2 separate regions of the Mus musculus genome follow, and region 1 is linked to region 2. A link is a loop called in an ENCODE intact Hi-C map of the cell type or tissue named here. Cell type or tissue: left cerebral cortex. All regions are shown on one strand. Each heading gives the region's core, and the rest is flanking DNA. Links, peaks and the distances in the headings are about the cores only.

The links. Peaks named below come from ENCODE experiments on the same cell type or tissue, not always from the same donor. Only the 100,000 strongest peaks of a DNase experiment are listed, where the experiment ranks them.
Region 1: it touches region 2 in a loop (3-fold over the local background); 3 of 42 quality-filtered maps call a loop at or near these places.

Annotation. Positions count from the first base shown.
Region 1 is chr4:47,045,762-47,054,310 of GRCm38, forward strand. It overlaps Anks6 (ankyrin repeat and sterile alpha motif domain containing 6), which reads right to left. Exons shown (of 16, transcript NM_001356426.1): 2 at 3,308-3,810; 3 at 249-293. Among named protein-coding and RNA genes, the nearest start is that of Anks6, 7.3 kb to the right of the region's middle. In left cerebral cortex, for the core only: CTCF peaks have their summits at 1,436 (motif pointing left) and 4,667 (motif pointing left); a DNase peak (open chromatin) is centred at 4,655; H3K27ac peaks cover 408 bases.
Region 2 is chr4:46,504,436-46,512,984 of GRCm38, forward strand. It overlaps Trim14 (tripartite motif-containing 14), which reads right to left. Exons shown (of 6, transcript NM_029077.4): 5 at 6,002-6,094; 6 at 637-2,992. The coding sequence ends at 2,457. Among named protein-coding and RNA genes, the nearest start is that of Gm22247, 14 kb to the left of the region's middle. In left cerebral cortex, for the core only: a CTCF peak has its summit at 3,831 (motif pointing right); DNase peaks (open chromatin) are centred at 2,232, 3,007, 3,449 and 3,839; H3K4me3 peaks cover 1,487 bases; H3K27ac peaks cover 924 bases.

The sequences.
Region 1 (8,549 bases), core at 185-8,184, 540 kb after region 2:
GAAGTGTTCTAGAGTGTTCCAGAGTCTGTGGGTAGAACACTCTAATAAGAGGCCTCCAGGGCCCACCCTTCCCTGGTGAGAATGAATTAGAACATCACAAAAGTTAAGAAATTACTTCTAAATGAAAGCAAACAAGAAAACTGCATTTCTTTATCAGATTCCTTGTGCCCGTGAATTAGTGTGGGAATCGGGCTAGAGGGAGGGGCTTGGGCTCTTCAACATCCAGAAAAACCCCTTGAAGCACTTACCCATCTTCAGGGCATAGAAAATATCTGGTCGCCTCTTCTCCTCATCTGGGTAAACAGAGATTTCCAGAATTAACGGAGGAGAAGTTTAACAGAACTCTAAAACCACATCGGGTCAGAGCACAGGCTCTAAAGGGCAATTCCTTATAAGTCATGGGGCAGAAGCTCAGAGCAGGGGACTGACTAGGTGACAGCCTTTCTGGGCAGCTGTTATCCCAGGCTTTTGAAAACACTGCAAACTGTGGGGTGTATTTACCTAGGTTAATAAAAAAAAAAAGTATGGTCTTGGAAAATGTTCATTCTGTAAGAATTTGAAAAAGAAACTGTTAAACTTCTAAAATCTAACTACAACTAACTAAGTTCAAGGTCAGAGAGCCCTGTGACACTGGATCACTGAGCTCTGGAAGTAATGGCTGTGCCCCCCACCCCACCCCAGAAAAGCACCTTTTCTTTCTTCCCAGGCACTTGAGTGCGGTGCCCCGCCAGTCTGTGGACAATTGTCAGGCCAACTGCCCATCAGACATGTTCACACTGGGCTCTGACCCTTGGCCTGGTGCAGCGACTCCCTGTCCACCAATGCAAGCCTCTGGCCTGACGTCCACGCCGCACCAGGCCCAGCAGTCATCCACGAACAGGAAACAGGCATTCCCTAAAGCCAGTGAGCATGCTGAGCAGCACAGGCAGGGCTCCTGAGCCTTACTGAACTCCATGAGGGACACCCATGGCTCTGGGCTGGCTGGGAGGAGCAGTGAGCCTGAGCCCCACGTGAGCCAGAACGCACGTTTGTTTCTGCACTGGCTGCCCCACTGACATCAGCATCTGTGCCACGGAGTTGTCTCAAGGAGCAGCAAGTGACATAGAAAGGAGGTGCTTCAGAAATGTGAAGCCTATCAAGGTACCACTGTGCTAACTGGCCTCCAGCAGCCATCCCAGCCAAGCTGTAAAATGGAGTAATACCGTGACTCTCAGTATCAACTACAGCCAGGGACACGGAAGAACAGGGCTAATTTTGCCTGTGAAATATCAACACATGGAGCCATATCGTAGTCACTGAAAAAGCACCTCTGGGGGCTGGAGAGATGTCCAGCAGTTAAAAGCACTGGCCACTCTCCCAGAGGACCCAGGTTTGATGACCAGTACTCACATGGTGACTCATTGCAGGGGCTCTGGTGCCCTCTTCTGGCCTCCTGGGGCACCAGGCCCACATGCAGTACACAGACATTCATCCAGGCAACACACCCATATACATAAAATAAAATCTGTAGAATTGTAAGTGCCTTCGAATTGCTTACGAGCTCCGTTTGCTGAGGCCCGGGGTTTCTGAGGGGCAGGAATGTCACCAATCTTATTGCTGGATGCTAGGCAGCCACCTGGTACCATGAGTCACTAACAGTCCATCCTGGCTCTTGATGCTAGGACAGCTATTTGCACTGATAACCCGCACTGCTGGGCTGGGCCTTTCTTTATTCTGGGCTTCAGTGGTGTTGTCCAGGGACTCCACCACGTCCCAAGGAGAGGACACCTGACCCAGCCTCTGCACAGCATGAGACAGAAGAATGTCACAGTCACCGGGCAGCTTTGGTTGGGACAAGAAAGAACACAGGGAGGCCAAGATCTTGTGTGGGTGGATTTCCTGCATTTCCAGGGAAGAACGGTGTGTGAGTGAGTGTGTGTCTGTACTGCTGATGACTTAAGGACCTACGGTATGACAATCAATCGTGCAGCCTTCACGGCTGTGGTGGTCCCCTGGGGTTAAGAGCACTTGCAGGACTTCTGAGGTCCACTTGTGGTTATCTTCCCTGGGTGGCCATCCCTGCCATCTCACAATGCCTGGCACAGCCAGTCTGGCTCTCTTCTCATCTGCTGTTCTCACTCACGGCACTAACCTCTCCCACATGGTCATTTATTTCCTACTTATAACCTGCCTTCCCCTACCAAGGGGAGGGATCTGGCTCTCAACTGTTCGCTGGCACATGCCAGGTGCTTTGAAGGGCGCCTGGAACATAGCAGGCATCCCACACTAGCAGAGAAACTGAACTTCCACTGTTGGGAGCTATGCACCGGGGACAGACATTTCAAAGTACAACTGTCACAAGAGCCTGGCAAGAGAAATGCATCTATACTTCATGAAACCTGATACTAGGATCCCCAGGAAGCTGACACCGACACCGACACCGTGACAGTGATCACACGGCCCACCCTGAGTGGGCAAAGAGAAGCTCAAGCCAGGTCTGGCAGAGTCAGCACTTGTCACCCACTTTGCTCAGTGCCCAGGCTGTGTGTGACACTATTGAGCAGAGGTTCCAAAATGCAACATGCTGTGTGACTACTCCTCTAAGAACAACCCTAAAAACAACAGCAAACAAACACGAGACTGCCAGGAAAACCCAGACTTGGAAGGGAACCACTGCACACTCACTACGAGTGACCTGGTCCCCAGGGACTGGTGGCCAGCACCTTCCAGAACAGGGGCTACAAACCTAGGCTTGGGACCAACCTGTCCCAAGTTTGTCTCGGCACCCAGCACAAGGCCACACTCACTCACTTACATTCTAAATGCAGCTGCTCTCACTCTAACAAGGGCCAATAATCACTGGTCAGCACCTACATAGCCCAGGAAGTCTAAATCTTCATCACCTGGACTTTTACAGAGAAAACTTTGCCGGCTTCTGTTCTAGAGGGATCCTTGGACCACTTACATCAGAGCCAGCTGAGGGAGGAAGGTCAGGTAGAGAGAAAAGGCCTCACTGTACAAGTTCACAGGCTCTACCTACTCCCAGCAGTACCTGGTCATGTTGGGAAATGTGTAAGGCCTGTGTGTAACCGGCATTCATAGGTACTGTGTAGCTCAAAGCTCATGGCCTGCGTGCACTCCTTCTGCACACATTTTTAGTTTGGCAAACCTTGGCTTGTGCAACCTAAACAATCATCTCTGTAAAGCCACAGCAGGGACCAGGGTGTTGGTGGGGGGTGACTTTTGGGGGAAGTGGTGGGAGGTGGGAGGGTAGGGGGAGGGAGTGGGGAGTGACTGGGCCAGTGGTGGGGAAGGGGGTTGGCCTGACCTGTTTTTGGCCTGACAGTGGTCAGTGGGTCCAGGTATTCAGCAAGATCCCTGTACTTGCGGTCGAGAGCAACCTCGAAGGCAGTCTTCTCCAGTACACTGAGGTGGTCAGGGTTGGCTCCCTTCTCCACCAGCTGCTGCGCCACATTCAGCTTCCCAAGGAGGGCTGCCAGCATCAGAGGGCTCCAGCCCACAGTCCGGGCTGTGTGGTTAGGGTCCGCACCCCACTCCATCAGCAGACGTACCACGGCCTCGTGCCCATGCTGAACAGCGGCCATCAGGGCTGTAATGCCCAGCAGTTCATCCCCGCTGCCTCCCGTTGCTGGCGACTCTCCAGAAGGGGTGTGGTGGTCCACAATGGCTCCCGCCTCTAGCAGCAGCTTCACCACACCCAGGTGGCCACCCCGAGAAGCCACGGTGAGCACACTGGCACCCAGCCGATTCTGAGCATTGACATCGGCTCCATGATCCAAAAGGAGGTGTGCCACGCTCACATGCCCACACCTGCCGGGAAGATGGGGGTTGTTGACACTGAACAGAAAATGCTGACAATCGAGCAGTTCTGATGACCCTCACTAATGTCAACTACTGCAGGCACAGGGGCTGTTCACAAGGGATGACCTCAGCCTGGTGTGGAACGCCATCAAGGAAAACTTCTTACACAGGCTTCACACATGTACCCATAGACATGCAAACATGCATATGTGTGTACACACACAGAAAATAAATGGACACAGTAGTGCGCGTACATAATCCCAGCAGTGGAGGCGTGAAAACAAGTGGGTCGGTGTAACCTGCCCGCCTGCTCTCCATGCTCCAGGCCCATGAGAGACTGTCAAGAAAACAAGGTGGGGGTCTGCAGAGACAGCTCAGCAGTCAGGACTTGTTGCTCTTGCAGAGGACCTGGATGTGATTCCCAGTACCTACTTGGTGGCTTACAACCATCCGCAATTCTAGCTCCAGGGTATTTGAAGTTGTCTTCCAAACTCAGGGGGTACCAGACAAATACGTGCACAGACATGCAGGCAAAACAGCATACACATAAAACAAAAGAAAATAATCTAAAATTTAAAAAAACATATACACACACACACACACACACACACAGGCACACATTTACACACACTGAGGACAGATCCATCTGCCTATACCACTCTGCCCTCCACATCTGAGTTTTCTGTACTCTGAGTTATGGCCTGCTAAGCTGTCTCTGCCAGTGCTGATCCCCTCATGTTCCCTTTGTGGTGATTCATATCTACCCTCCTCAGCCCCCACCATCACCTGCACATCCCAGTGTGGCAGCTGCCCTGGGCAAAAGGACTCTGGCACCTCCACGGAGCCCTACTGCCACCTGCTGGCAGGAATGTTTACTGCAGGTGACTATGAGCCTGGTGTAGTCCCATCCTTCTCAAAGAAACTCCAGCTATGGCTGTATTCAGGGCCCAGAGAAGACAGACAGGCTCCTGCCAACTCCCTGACTCCAGGGGGAGGACAGATGCCGCTTCTCAGTGGGCAGAGTTATGTTTTAAGGTGTGAGGTCTCTGAACGGAGAGTGTCCAAGCTAAAGAAGGTTCCTCCTGGCTAAGGGGATAGACACAAAGACAAATCCAGGGAAGGGGGTGTCAGAAGACTACAGTGCAGTGGTCAGGCTTGGAGGCTGAGTTGTCGCTCGGCCCTCCTTTGTGGAAGTGGATTTTGTGCTTCAGCGAAAGCTCAGGGCTTCCTTCCCTGAAGGAGGCAGGGCCAGGGCTGAACTCTGGTCTGAGGCTGCAGCTGAATATAAAATACCTTCTGGGCTGTGAACCTTGACACACCAGGCTGCCTCCTGCAGTGTGCAAATGAGAACCTGGTGATCTGGCCCCCCAGCCCAAGGCAGGATGGGGGCCTCTTCTCCCGAGCAGAGAGGTGGGTGAGGAAACACACTCCCGTGCAGAAACTGCAAACTCAAGCCCCCTCCCGCCTCCATCCCTTTCCCTGCTGTCTGTCCTCCAGAGAGCCCCCACCCCCACCCAACCCTCCAGGTCCCTCCCACCTGCCCACAGCCAGGAGGGCTGCCTACATCACTGATATTTCCCAGCCCCTTTCTGCACCTTCCTACCCTCCTTCCAGGCACTCCGTCATGAGCGTGACTCACAGGGTCCTGCCAAGCAGGGTGCTGTGCCTCTGTGCTGCTCAGGGCCCGCTCCCATCTCGCCAACTCTGAGCAGTTTCCTGGGCTCCCATCTGAGGACCCCCCAAGTCTGCAGCTTCTCTCTGTCTAAACCTGAGCCCTCTTTCAAAAACTGTTTCTTGCCTACCTGATTGTAACTAAGGACAGGGTTAGGGGACTTCCCTGGTCACTAGCACAGGAGATGGCCCATGTTAGGGTTCAATATATTCATTCGGTCTATGAACTGATAAATGAACGTACTCATTGACGACAGGGAAGGGAGGTCTGAGAGAGAGAAGGCAACCAGGGGCTGCTTTGACCGCCACTGCAGTAGAGTTAAAAGCTCCCACCGGTTTTGGGAGCACAAAACAAACTCTAGTGTAATCTCTAGCTGCAGATTACAAGGTACTTTCAGATTCTTATCTCATTTGAAATCCGGAGATGTACACAGTGCCTCCCACTTCACAGATAAGGAGGCAGCAGAGTGGAGCAGAGAGCAATTAATCTCAATTTGAAAGTGACAGGACCCAAACCGGCCCCAAGAATTTCAAATCGCAGCCCCTCCAGCCTGCCCGGTTCCTACCGGGGAAGCAAAGGGACTGAATTTGAGCAGAAATACTGAATTTTGCAATGTTTTCTGAACTCCCAGGTAGCCCTGGAGAGCATTCAATTAGGCTGAAAAATATAAAATGATCCAACGGCGCCCTAGATAATTTTGCGTGTGTTCATTTTCTAATAGGTAATTACTGAAAACGGGGCTGCTGGGGGCTTCTGAGCAGGTGCTGAGGCTGACAACTAATTTCAGCAATTAACACCTGTGCTTTGAGAGCTGGCACACGATCCTGCCACTCAGAGCACCTGGCATGAGTGAGGTAAAGACAGAAGTGGGTGAAAGGTAAACGGGCCAAGGTGTGGCTAGACAACCTCGCCATGCTGTCCCCTGCTCAGAATCACTACCAATGCCCGAGGGGAGTTGTCAGTTGCTGGATTCACAGCTCTCCGGCCATCCATCAGTCTGTGAATCTGACTCTGTCACTCAACTCACCTTGTGGCTGTGGACAAGTTACATAGCTTCTCTGGACCTCAATTCCTTGTCTCTAAAGGGGGGTCAACAATGATACATACTTCCGAAGGTTTGGGGTGGACTGAAGGAATGAATCCATTTAAAGCAATAAGCACGGTGCTGGATACAAAGTGGGTGCTCAAGAAATGCCACTGTTAGCTGGACCCAATGATGCGGGCAGGGCTGATGTAGGGCAATTAGACCTGCTCGAGCTACATAGTAAGTTCAAGGACAGCCGGGGCAGTTCAGTGAGCCTCTGCTTTAAGGGCCGAGGTGGTAACTCTGTGATAGCATGCTTGCCTGCCAAGTACAGGCCCTGAGTTCATCCCCACTACTGGGGAGGGGGAAGAAAAGAATAATCTATTTTTGCAAATAGGAACTACGGTTCTACTTAAACCATAGGAAGCCATTGTCTCCAAGTGCTGACACAGGGTCTCTTCGGCTTGCCTCATGGACAGATGTTGGAAGGCACAACAAGATGATAAACACAAGTCCACTTAGGCAGGCACCGTGGGTATCTGGAGCACTGTCCAAGGATTCTAAGAGGAGCACAAGAAAGGAGAGTGGCCATGCACAGGTCACCCTGACTTGAGGGACAGAGAGACCAAGGGACCCACAAACTGACCCTCAACGAAGTCTCCCTACACTGGACTCTGACCCTGAGCCTCCACCTGGACCAGGGAGCAGACAGCTCAGCGCATCTCAACCCATCTCAGAGTGCAATGGAGTCTCCTGTGAGGAGACTTAAAAAGTGTCCAGGCCCTGGCGAACAGGCATGTGTGAGTTCTAATCCTCTCCTCACGGAGGTACCTCCTACCTTGGGCTCACAGAACAGTAAGGTGAGTATCGTACTAATACTCTCAAAGCGGCACCTCTTGGGGCCAGAGAGATGGCTCTGCAGTGAGAGCACCGGCCGCTCTTCCAGAGGCTCCAGGTTCAGTTCCCAGCACCTCTCTGGCTGCTGACAACTGCCTGTAACTCCACTTCGAAGGGCTCTCATGCCCTCCCTCCTCTTGCTTCTGAGGGCACCAGGCACGCATGGCACACAGACAGTGGTGCAGGTAAAACACTCTCACTGATGAAACGGTAATTAGGAAACAGCGCTCATGGCAAACTGAAGCACAAAAAGACAGCCCAAAGCATCTCAACTACAAAGTGTCAAAGCTGGAGTGCTTGGACCGCAAACCCCAACTCTTTTTACCCTACCAACGGAAGGACTCTAACAGGCCCAGGCACCGCACACAACTGCCGGCGGGGTTTGCCCTCCTTCCTTCTCTCTCTCTCTCTTGCTAAGCCGTTACATCACTCACATTCCAAAAGCTAGCCACCAAGGTCTGTTAGCTCATTTGGCTACTTCCCTGTGCCTGACCAACATACCCAGTTTCAACTATGAAAATGCCCAGGTCTAGCAATCAAAACTCATTATTTGGCTATACTGGCTAATCTGTCCAATCAGGACTCACCAACTAACTCACCCTAGCACAGATTCCCTGTTTTCTCCTTAAAAACCATTCCTACGGGGGCTGGAGAGGTGGCTCAGTGGTTAAGAACACTAGCTGCTCTTCCAGAGGTCCTGATTTTCATTCCCAGCACCCACATGGTGGCTCACAACCATCTGTAATGAGATCCGATGCCCTCTTCTGGTGTGTCTGAAGACAGTGACAGTGTACTCACATATATAAAATAAATTTTTTTTTTTTTATTTTAGAAAATCACTTCTGCAGAGACACCTGCTGCTGTCTTTGCCGGATTCAGAAGCAGTTCCCCCCTCCCCCATCCTCTGGGCTGACTTCAGGGTCCTTTCACCAACTTTTATACAAGAAAGTCCTTTGAATCTGTTAAACTGTTAATTAACCATCATGGTTAGGTTAAGTATCCTGCCCATCAAGATAAACAGGAGGTGATGGGTGTGATGGTGCACACCCAAGTCCCAGCACTGGGGAAGTAGAGGAGGCTCTCAAGTTTAGAACCAGCCTGATCCACATTAAGGCAATAATAATCAGACATCATGATGATGATGATGATGGGGAA
Region 2 (8,549 bases), core at 304-8,303:
TTGCTGTCATAAACTGCTTTCTGGAACAAGCTGTCCCTCAGAACACCAAAGCTTCTATCACTAGCACCACCTGTATGGGGTCACCACAGGCCAGTGTCACTGACAAAGTGGAATTTATGGGCAGAAGAGATGCCACTGTAGGTATGAGTACCCCTGAATTCTCTAGAAGCTAGAGACTACAGGAGGCTTCCATGGTGCGGAAGGAGGAATACAAACATGTTTCACTTTGTGTGTATGTGTGGTGATGGTGGTAGTGGTAGTAGCTAGAAACAACTGGGAGTTGGGTTTGCTTCCACAGAATAATTTAAAGGCCAGTGAGATGGCTCTGCAGGTAGCAGACGATTAGATGCACACAATTCATCCCTCAGCTATCGCTCACCATCCTGAAAGCCCAAGCTGACTTCCACCAGCTATCCCCTGACAACCTCGTGCATATACCATGAGACTTAGGGGTCTTCTGCCCCACAAAACCAATGTTCAGGAGAACGTCGTTCTCTCCATGAGTTCTGAACCCCCCATTGCTGGAGGCGTTCACTTAGGATCAGCTGACAATGTCAAGGAAGCTATGGAGGGGATGATAGGTGAACAAGATTTTATCCAAGTCCGAATGCTATGCACTTGACTTCCAACGAAGAACACAGTTACAAGGAACAGTATTCCTATTTTATTAAACAAAGCATGTATTAGAAAGCTGTTGTCTGAGCTGGGTGTGGTGGTGCACACCTTTAATCCCAGCACTCGGGAGGCAGAGGCAGGCAGATTGCTGAGTTCGAGGCCAGCATGGTCTACAAAGTGAGTTCCAGGACAGCCAGGGCTACACAGAGAAACCCTGTTTCGAAAAACCAAAGTAAGAAAAAGAAAACTTGTCACAGAGGTTTCTGTCCTCCACTTCCCTGGCCTTGACTAAGCCTTTTTCTTACAAACACCTGTTGGGCCTGAAGCCCTTGCTCAGCTTGTGCAAGGCCACTGGTTCTAGACCAAGCACCGGGAAAATCAATTGTGTACCTTTGAGGTAAATTCTACAAAGTCAGGAGCGTGAAGACGTATGCTTTGTACTGTCAACAGCATGGATGCCAAGGAGACTCCCCTGAGAATATTAAGGCAGCTAGCTCCCTTGGCTGCCACCCAGCTGCTGGCCATCTGTGGTCCAGCACTGCGACAAGGTAGAAAGAATCTATTGGAGGTGCTAACAAATCCTAGCCTGATTCGACATTATAGTTTTTAAGGCAATTTGGCTTGTTTAAACCTGGCACTGACCCACGTTTTACATATGGGGGCCACACAGCTGACAGGAAGCTAAGATCCCCTCAAACGATTTCATCCCTCAGCCTGAAGGGTATGAAACCTCATTTCAGGGACCAATGAAGGCATTCTAGAAGCAGGTTTGCCCCAAGGAAAACTGAGGTAAATACTGAGGGAGAAGAGCTGTCACATCCACAGCACAGCCTGGCAGGCAGTGTGGATCCTGACTGAAACACTGATTCTGTTATCTGATTCACGTGTACCAATCCTGCCAGGGGTACAACAGTTTGTAAGGGTCAAGTGTGTGTAGTGTATGACTATGTTCAACAGCACCTAGTAAGAGATGCCTGGCCTGGCCCCTCCTGCAGTGGAGGGTGTGGTTAAAGCTCTGGTCATGTGAATGACGAAGATGTAGCATCTCCCGTTAGGTATGTCCTGCCCTTTGAACCCATCTCAGTAGTTTTCTCTCCTGTGGGTAGCAGTCTACCTACTGATCACCCAGGAAGTGCCTGGGAGGGAAGGACACGGATGTCCTTAGAAAGTAACTGGAGTGACAGGTCCCAGATTTACAGGCCTAATAGTTTTCTGAGGGGGTGTGGTGGAGGGATTTGCAGGCCCAATCTGTTGTTTTTGGGGGCTTGGGAGGGAATTTCTTGGGGGCAGATATGCCTGAGAACTGACACAGGCAGAGAGCCGGTTTTCCTATTTATGGTGGGAAGCACAATGGTTCAAAGGTGCAACTGTGATCTAGCTTCTGACCGGAGCATGTCTGAAAAAGATTGACATGGGAAAAGCGCTTCCCGTGTTGTTTTTGTAGCTCTTACAGAGCCTCCCTCTAATCCCAAGAGGCCAAGCTAAGTTTCAGGATGCCCACCCTGGTTTTAGTGTAGAAGATGAAGAAGCAAGAGGATGCAGACTCAGACAAGAACCCTCTCAGGTGCTCTGGATCAAGGCGACCTGGACAAGCTGAAGTGGCTGTAGAGCAGCTGGCTCAAACGGAAACTGTAGGGGAACTACTTGCCCCTGCTGGGAGACATTCACTGATACTGTGTGCCTACTGTGTGCCAGGAGGTTCTAGGCGCTGCACGATAGTCTCCCAGACACAGGCAGCGGGGTGCCCCTTTCAGGAATATGCACTATAAAGGCATCGTTGGGGGGCAGGGCGCACAGGGGACAACTGGAGACAAGCCTAGGAAAAGAAAGCCCGATTTCCCTTAGGGCAACCTAGGGATGCTGATGGGCCCCTCCCAGAGGCGCAGGGCTGGATAGAGCGGCTCCTGGAAGGCGGCGTGGAAGGTGTGCAAGTGGCTCATGCCACCCGCCACGTCGTAGAAGGCCAGAATGCCGGCCTCGTAGTCCAGGAAGACGCCGAGCCGGTGGGGGTCGCGGCGGGGCCGCAGGCGACTTCGCTGGCCGTCATGGAAGGCCCAGTACTCTAGGTCGTAACGCTTTACGCACCACGACTCGCGGTTGCAGCCCAGGCGGGCGGCGGCGGAGGCTCCGCGGCGGCGCAGCGACGGGTACGCCGCGCCCACCCACCAGCCCACACCGGCCTCCTGCACGTCCACCTCCCAGTAGTGGCGTCCGGCTGCGAAGCCGTCGCGGCCCAGCACCTGCCGCAGCGCGTCGAACCGCGGCGCGGGACGCGGCCCCAGGCGACCCAGCAGCGAGCAGCGGACTGTCAGACCGTCCGGCGACAGGCGCAGGCGCGCGTGCATCGTGTCCGGGTCCAGCGTTGGCGTACGGGCGTCTGCAGAGGGGGCGGGGAGGACAGCTGTCAGAAAGCCTGGGCGGAGCCACGTGGGGCCCGCCCACCTCGGCCTGAGCGTGCGTCCGCGGAGAGGGGCGGGGAAAGGCAGTCTGATAGGCGGGGGCAAAGAAGCCCCGCCCCGCCCCGCCCCGCCCCGCCCCGCCCCGCCCCGCTCCCTTTCCAAGCTCTGGTTCCTACCGGAGCCAAAAAGTTCGGTGGGAATCAAAAAGCTGTTGGGCAGGGTGAGAGGGAAACTGAGGTTTTTTACACGCTCTATGCGGCTTGACTTTGGATCGTGGAAATTATTGCTAATAAAAAGAAAAGAAAAGAAAAGAAAAGAAAAGAAAAGAAAAGAAAAGAAAAGAAAAGAAAAGAAAAGAAAAGAAAAGAAAAAAGAAAAGCAATCTTACTGCCGAGGAAGGAGGAGCACATTTTTAATCCCACCAGTCAGGAGACAGAGGCAGAGGTTCTGCGAGTTGGAGGCCGGCCTAGTGAGGTCTACATAGTAGCACGTTGCAAGACAGGCAGAGATACATAAAGAGACCCAGTCAAAAAAAGAGAAAGAAAAATGGAAACTCTTAAACCATTAGGACTCGGTTGCATGTCCTCTGACCTTTTAATCCCTTAATTTTGAGGCTTATATTTGGTCCTAATTTTGGTATCATGCTATGCATGCTCTTAGGCAACCTACTTTTAAAAACTTAATGGCATATTCGTGACACACGCTTGAATCATATCAAACATATTTCAGTGGTGATACTAGTTTGTGTGTGTGTTTATTTTATGGGCGTTGAGTCGCGCTTTACGTGCAGCTCAGTGTAATGTGCAGTGCCAGCAGGGGCCAGAAGAAGGCGCCAGATTCCCTGCAACTGGAGTTACAGAGGGTTGTGAGCAAAAGTTCTTAAACCACAGGGCTTGCTTTCCAGTCTCTGAAGTTAGAAGATTTTCTATGCTAAACACTTAGAAACGGAGACAGTTGTCATCCTTTCGTGTAGTAAATGCGGGAACACAAAGAAGGCGTCTAGAACTTTCAGTTTCTTGGTGGGAAGGAGATGAAGGAACGTTTACTTCCCCTTTGTTCAGTGTGCTTCTCTTTAAAAGCATTTTATTTTTCAAATGTTTCTTTTTTTAAAAAATGTGTGCTTAATGATACCACTTTGAGAAATTACTCCTGGGGGCTGGAGAGATGGCTCAGTGGTTAAGAGCACCGACTGTTCTTCCAGAGGTCCCGAGTTCAATTCCCAGCAACCACATGGTGGCTCACAACCATCTGTCATGGAATCTGATGCCCTCTTCTGGGTTGTCTGAAGACAGCTACAGTGTACTCATATAAATAATAAATAAATAAAACTTGAGAGAGAGAGAGAGAGAGAGAGAGAGAGAGAGAGAGAGAGAGAGAGAAAGTTACTCCTGAAGATATGCAGCAAATAAGGCATATTTATCCCCTCATTTGTTCAATGCACTAATGTAACAAATGGAACAGTATTGGTGGTTTCAAGCTGGGCCCTGCTGATGTAAGTTTGAAGCTCACTTGGGCTACAGAGGAAAACCATGTCTTAAAACAACAAGAAAAACAAAACAAAACAAAACAAAACCCCAGCAACTTTTAATAGAGTTGCTGTGAGCTTTGGGGGTAACTTGTAAAAGCTGTGTGTCTTGAGAAAAATAAGTGTTCCTGTGATGTGTTAGCTGGCGGCTTTTAAAATAGCAATATTGAAATGGGGTGTTGTTGTTATACTATTACATAAAGTTACAAAAGATTATAACTTGGTGCTACTTTAAAATACCTTGACAGTTTTATTTTGTTTCATTTTTGTTTTGGTTTTCGTTTTTTTGTTTTGTTTTGTTTTGTTTTGTTTTATAGATAGGGTTCTTCTGTGTAGCCCCACCTGTCCAAAAACTCACTGTGTAGACCAAACTGGCCTTGAATTTAGAGATTAGCCTACCTCTGCCTTCTGAGTACTGGGATTAAAGGTTTGTGCCATCACCAACCACTAAACATATTTTTGGTTTTTTGAGACAGGGTTTCTCCATGTAACAGAGCTCTGTGACCTGGAACTTGCTTTGTAGACCAATCTGACTTAGAACTCTCAGAGATCCGCCTGCCTCTGCCTCCTGAGTGCAGGGATTAAAGGCGTGCACCACCACTACCTGGTGACACTATTTTTAAAAGTCTGAAAGAGAAATCTGTGGAAACACTGACCGCAGTTAACTTTGGGTAAAATAGCTTTTTTCTTTTGGTTTTTTAATTTATGATTTTCTTCACAAAATGCATGCACTACATATATTATTCTCCTTGTCTTCCTCTCTATGTCTCCTTTCCTTTCCCTTTCTCCTCTCTCTCTCTCTCTCTCTCTCTCTCTCTCTCTCTCTCTCTCGCTTATGACTCTAGGAATTAAACCCAGACATGCCTCACACACACCAGGCAAGCATTCTATCACTGAGATGCCCCCACCCTCTTCTTCTGTAAATTTTTAGGGGAACAAATAGAGATGGTTCATAATTTCCCAATAAATGAAAACAGATTATAAAACAGTGTGTATAGAATACCATGTTGTATGTAATAATAAGGTGGTCATAGTTGAACTCACCAGCAGTCCCTGCACTAGAGAGAGAGAGAGAGAGAGAGAGAGAGAGAGAGAGAGAGAGAAGCAGGAGGATCAGGAGTTCAAGTCTAGCCTTGGCTATATAGTAAGTTTAAGACTATCATGGGCTACAGGAGGCTCTGTCTCAAAAACAAAGGCAAATAAATAATAGAAGCTTTCTGTGTCATTTGTTTTGGTCTTGAGACAAGGTCCTACCATATAGCCAAGGGTAGACTAGAACTTGAGATCTCCCTGCCTGAGCCTCTAAGCACTGGGTCTAAAGCCTGTGTGGGATCACACACCCAGCAAAAATGCTTAACCTTACTTGGAAACAGTCTCTTAACAGGAAGTTGGGGGGCTCATTTCCTGGCCCCCATCCACCTTTGCTCCCACCCTACCTCCCTCTCCCACTCCCCGGTCTCACATTTCAAGAAGAGAGCTCTCTCTGGCGAGGGGCTGGTTTTCAACAAGGCGCCTGGCTTGGTGCTGGAGGAGTTTGAAAGCTGGCAGTTTATGTCTGTAAGGAATTGGAATTGCAAGGTGTGAGGCAGTTCATGTAGGCAGCACAGACAGACACCAAAGGGCGGCAAAACTGGAGCCTTGCACATCTCTCCCAAGAGTCACATGCAAATTTAGAAAATACAAACTCTGGGGTAGGGGGTTGGAGGGGGTGTGCGGTGTGTGTGGGGGTGCATGCAGCCACTCACTGATGGCGGCCGGGTGAGCCTCAGCTTAGCACTGGAGGAGAGGAGCAGTCTTCCCTGAAAGCTGGGCTGAGCCTGAGGAAGGTACAACAGCAGGAAATTGAATATGTGCATGAGTGTGTGTGTGTGTGTGTGTGTGTGTGTGTGTGTGTGTGTGTGTTGGTGGGGTTGAGGGACTGGAGCCATGGATTAGCTGTTAAAAGTGTTTCTTGATCTTGCAGAGGGTCTGAGCTCAGTTCCCAGCACCCATATTGGGTGGTTTACAACCACCTGTAACTCCAGCTCCAGGAAAGCACACGCCCCCTCCCCCCTCCATAGACACTGCACTCGTGTGCACACACCCACATACAGACACGCAGATGCATACATATGTTGGGAGCCGCCCCCACATTCGCCGTTACAAGATGGCGCTGACATCCTGTGTTCTAAGTGGTAAACAAATAATCTGCGCATGTGCCAAGGGTATCTTATGACTACTTGTGCTCTGCCTTCCCCGTGACGTCAACTCGGCCGATGGGCTGCAGCCAATCAGGGAGTGACACGTCCGAGGCGAAGGAGAATGCTCCTTAAGAGGGACGGGGTTTCGTTTTCTCTCGCTCTTGCTTCTTGCTCTCTTGCTTCTTGCTCTCTTGCTTCCTGCACCCTGGCTCCTGAAGATGTAAGAAATAAAGCTTTGCCGCAGAAGATTCTGGTCTGTGGTGTTCTTCCTGGCCGGTCGTGAGAACGCGTCTAATAACAATTGGTGCCGAATTCCGGGACGAGAAAAAACTCGGGACTGGCGCAAGGAAGATCCCTCATTCCAGAACCAGAACTGCGGGTCGCGGTAATAAAGGTTCCCGTAAAGCAGACTGTTAAGAAGGATTCAACTGTATGAATTCAGAACTTTTCAGCTGGGGAACGAGAGTACCAGTGAGTACAGCTTTACGAGGTAAGTCCGATCTTGAACTTTCTAACGAAATTCAAGACAGTCTATCAGAAGTAAAGTGGAATATGTTTGGCCTTGAATTTTTTCTGGTGTTAGGAGCCCTTTTGTTCCTTTTCACATGTTATCAAGTGGTTAAGATAGGGAGGATTCTAGAGGAAATTCAGGACAAGCTATCAGAAGTAAAGCGGGGAGAGAGAGTAGGAACAAAGAGGAAATATGGTACACAAAATAAGCATACAGGCCTTTCCAAGGGTCTTGAACCCGAGGAAAAGTTAAGGTTAGGTAGGAATACCTGGAGAGAGATTAGAAGAAAAAGAGGAAAAAGGGAAAAGAAGAAAGATCAATTAGCGGAGGTCTCTAGGAAAAGGAGCCTGTGCTTATCGCTGGATGGGCTCGGGGAGCCAGCTCTTAGTAGCTCTGAAGCAGGTGAAGAATCCTCCTCTGAGGAAACAGACTGGGAGGAAGAAGCAGCCCATTACCAGCCAGCTAATTGGTCAAGAAAAAAGCCAAAAGCGGCTGGCGAAGGCCAGTTTGCTGATTGGCCTCAGGGCAGTCGGCTTCAAGGTCCGCCCTATGCGGAGTCCCCGCCCTGCGTAGTGCGTCAACAATGCGCAGAGAGGCAGTGCGCAGAGAGGCAGTGCGCAGACTCATTCATTCCCAGAGAGGAACAAAGGAAAATACAACAGGCATTTCCGGTCTTTGAAGGAGCCGAGGGTGGGCGTGTCCACGCTCCGGTAGAATACTTACAAATTAAGGAAATTGCCGAGTCGGTTCGTAAATACGGAACCAATGCTAATTTTACCTTGGTGCAGTTAGACAGGCTCGCTGGCATGGCACTAACTCCTGCCGACTGGCAAACGGTTGTAAAAGCCGCTCTCCCTAGTATGGGCAAATATATGGAATGGAGAGCGCTTTGGCACGAAGCTGCACAAGCGCAGGCCCGAGCAAACGCAGCTGCTTTGACTCCAGAGCAGAGAGATTGGACTTTTGACTTGTTAACGGGTCAGGGAGCTTATTCTGCTGATCAGACAAACTACCATTGGGGAGCTTATGCCCAGATTTCTTCCACGGCTATTAGGGCCTGGAAGGCGCTCTCTCGAGCAGGTGAAACCACTGGTCAGTTAACAAAGATAATCCAGGGACCTCAGGAATCCTTCTCAGATTTTGTGGCCAGAATGACAGAGGCAGCAGAGCGTATTTTTGGAGAGTCAGAGCAAGCTGCGCCTCTGATAGAACAGCTAATCTATGAGCAAGCCACAAAGGAGTGCCGAGCGGCCATAGCCCCAAGAAAGAACAAAGGCTTACAAGACTGGCTCAGGGTCTGTCGAGAGCTTGGGGGACCT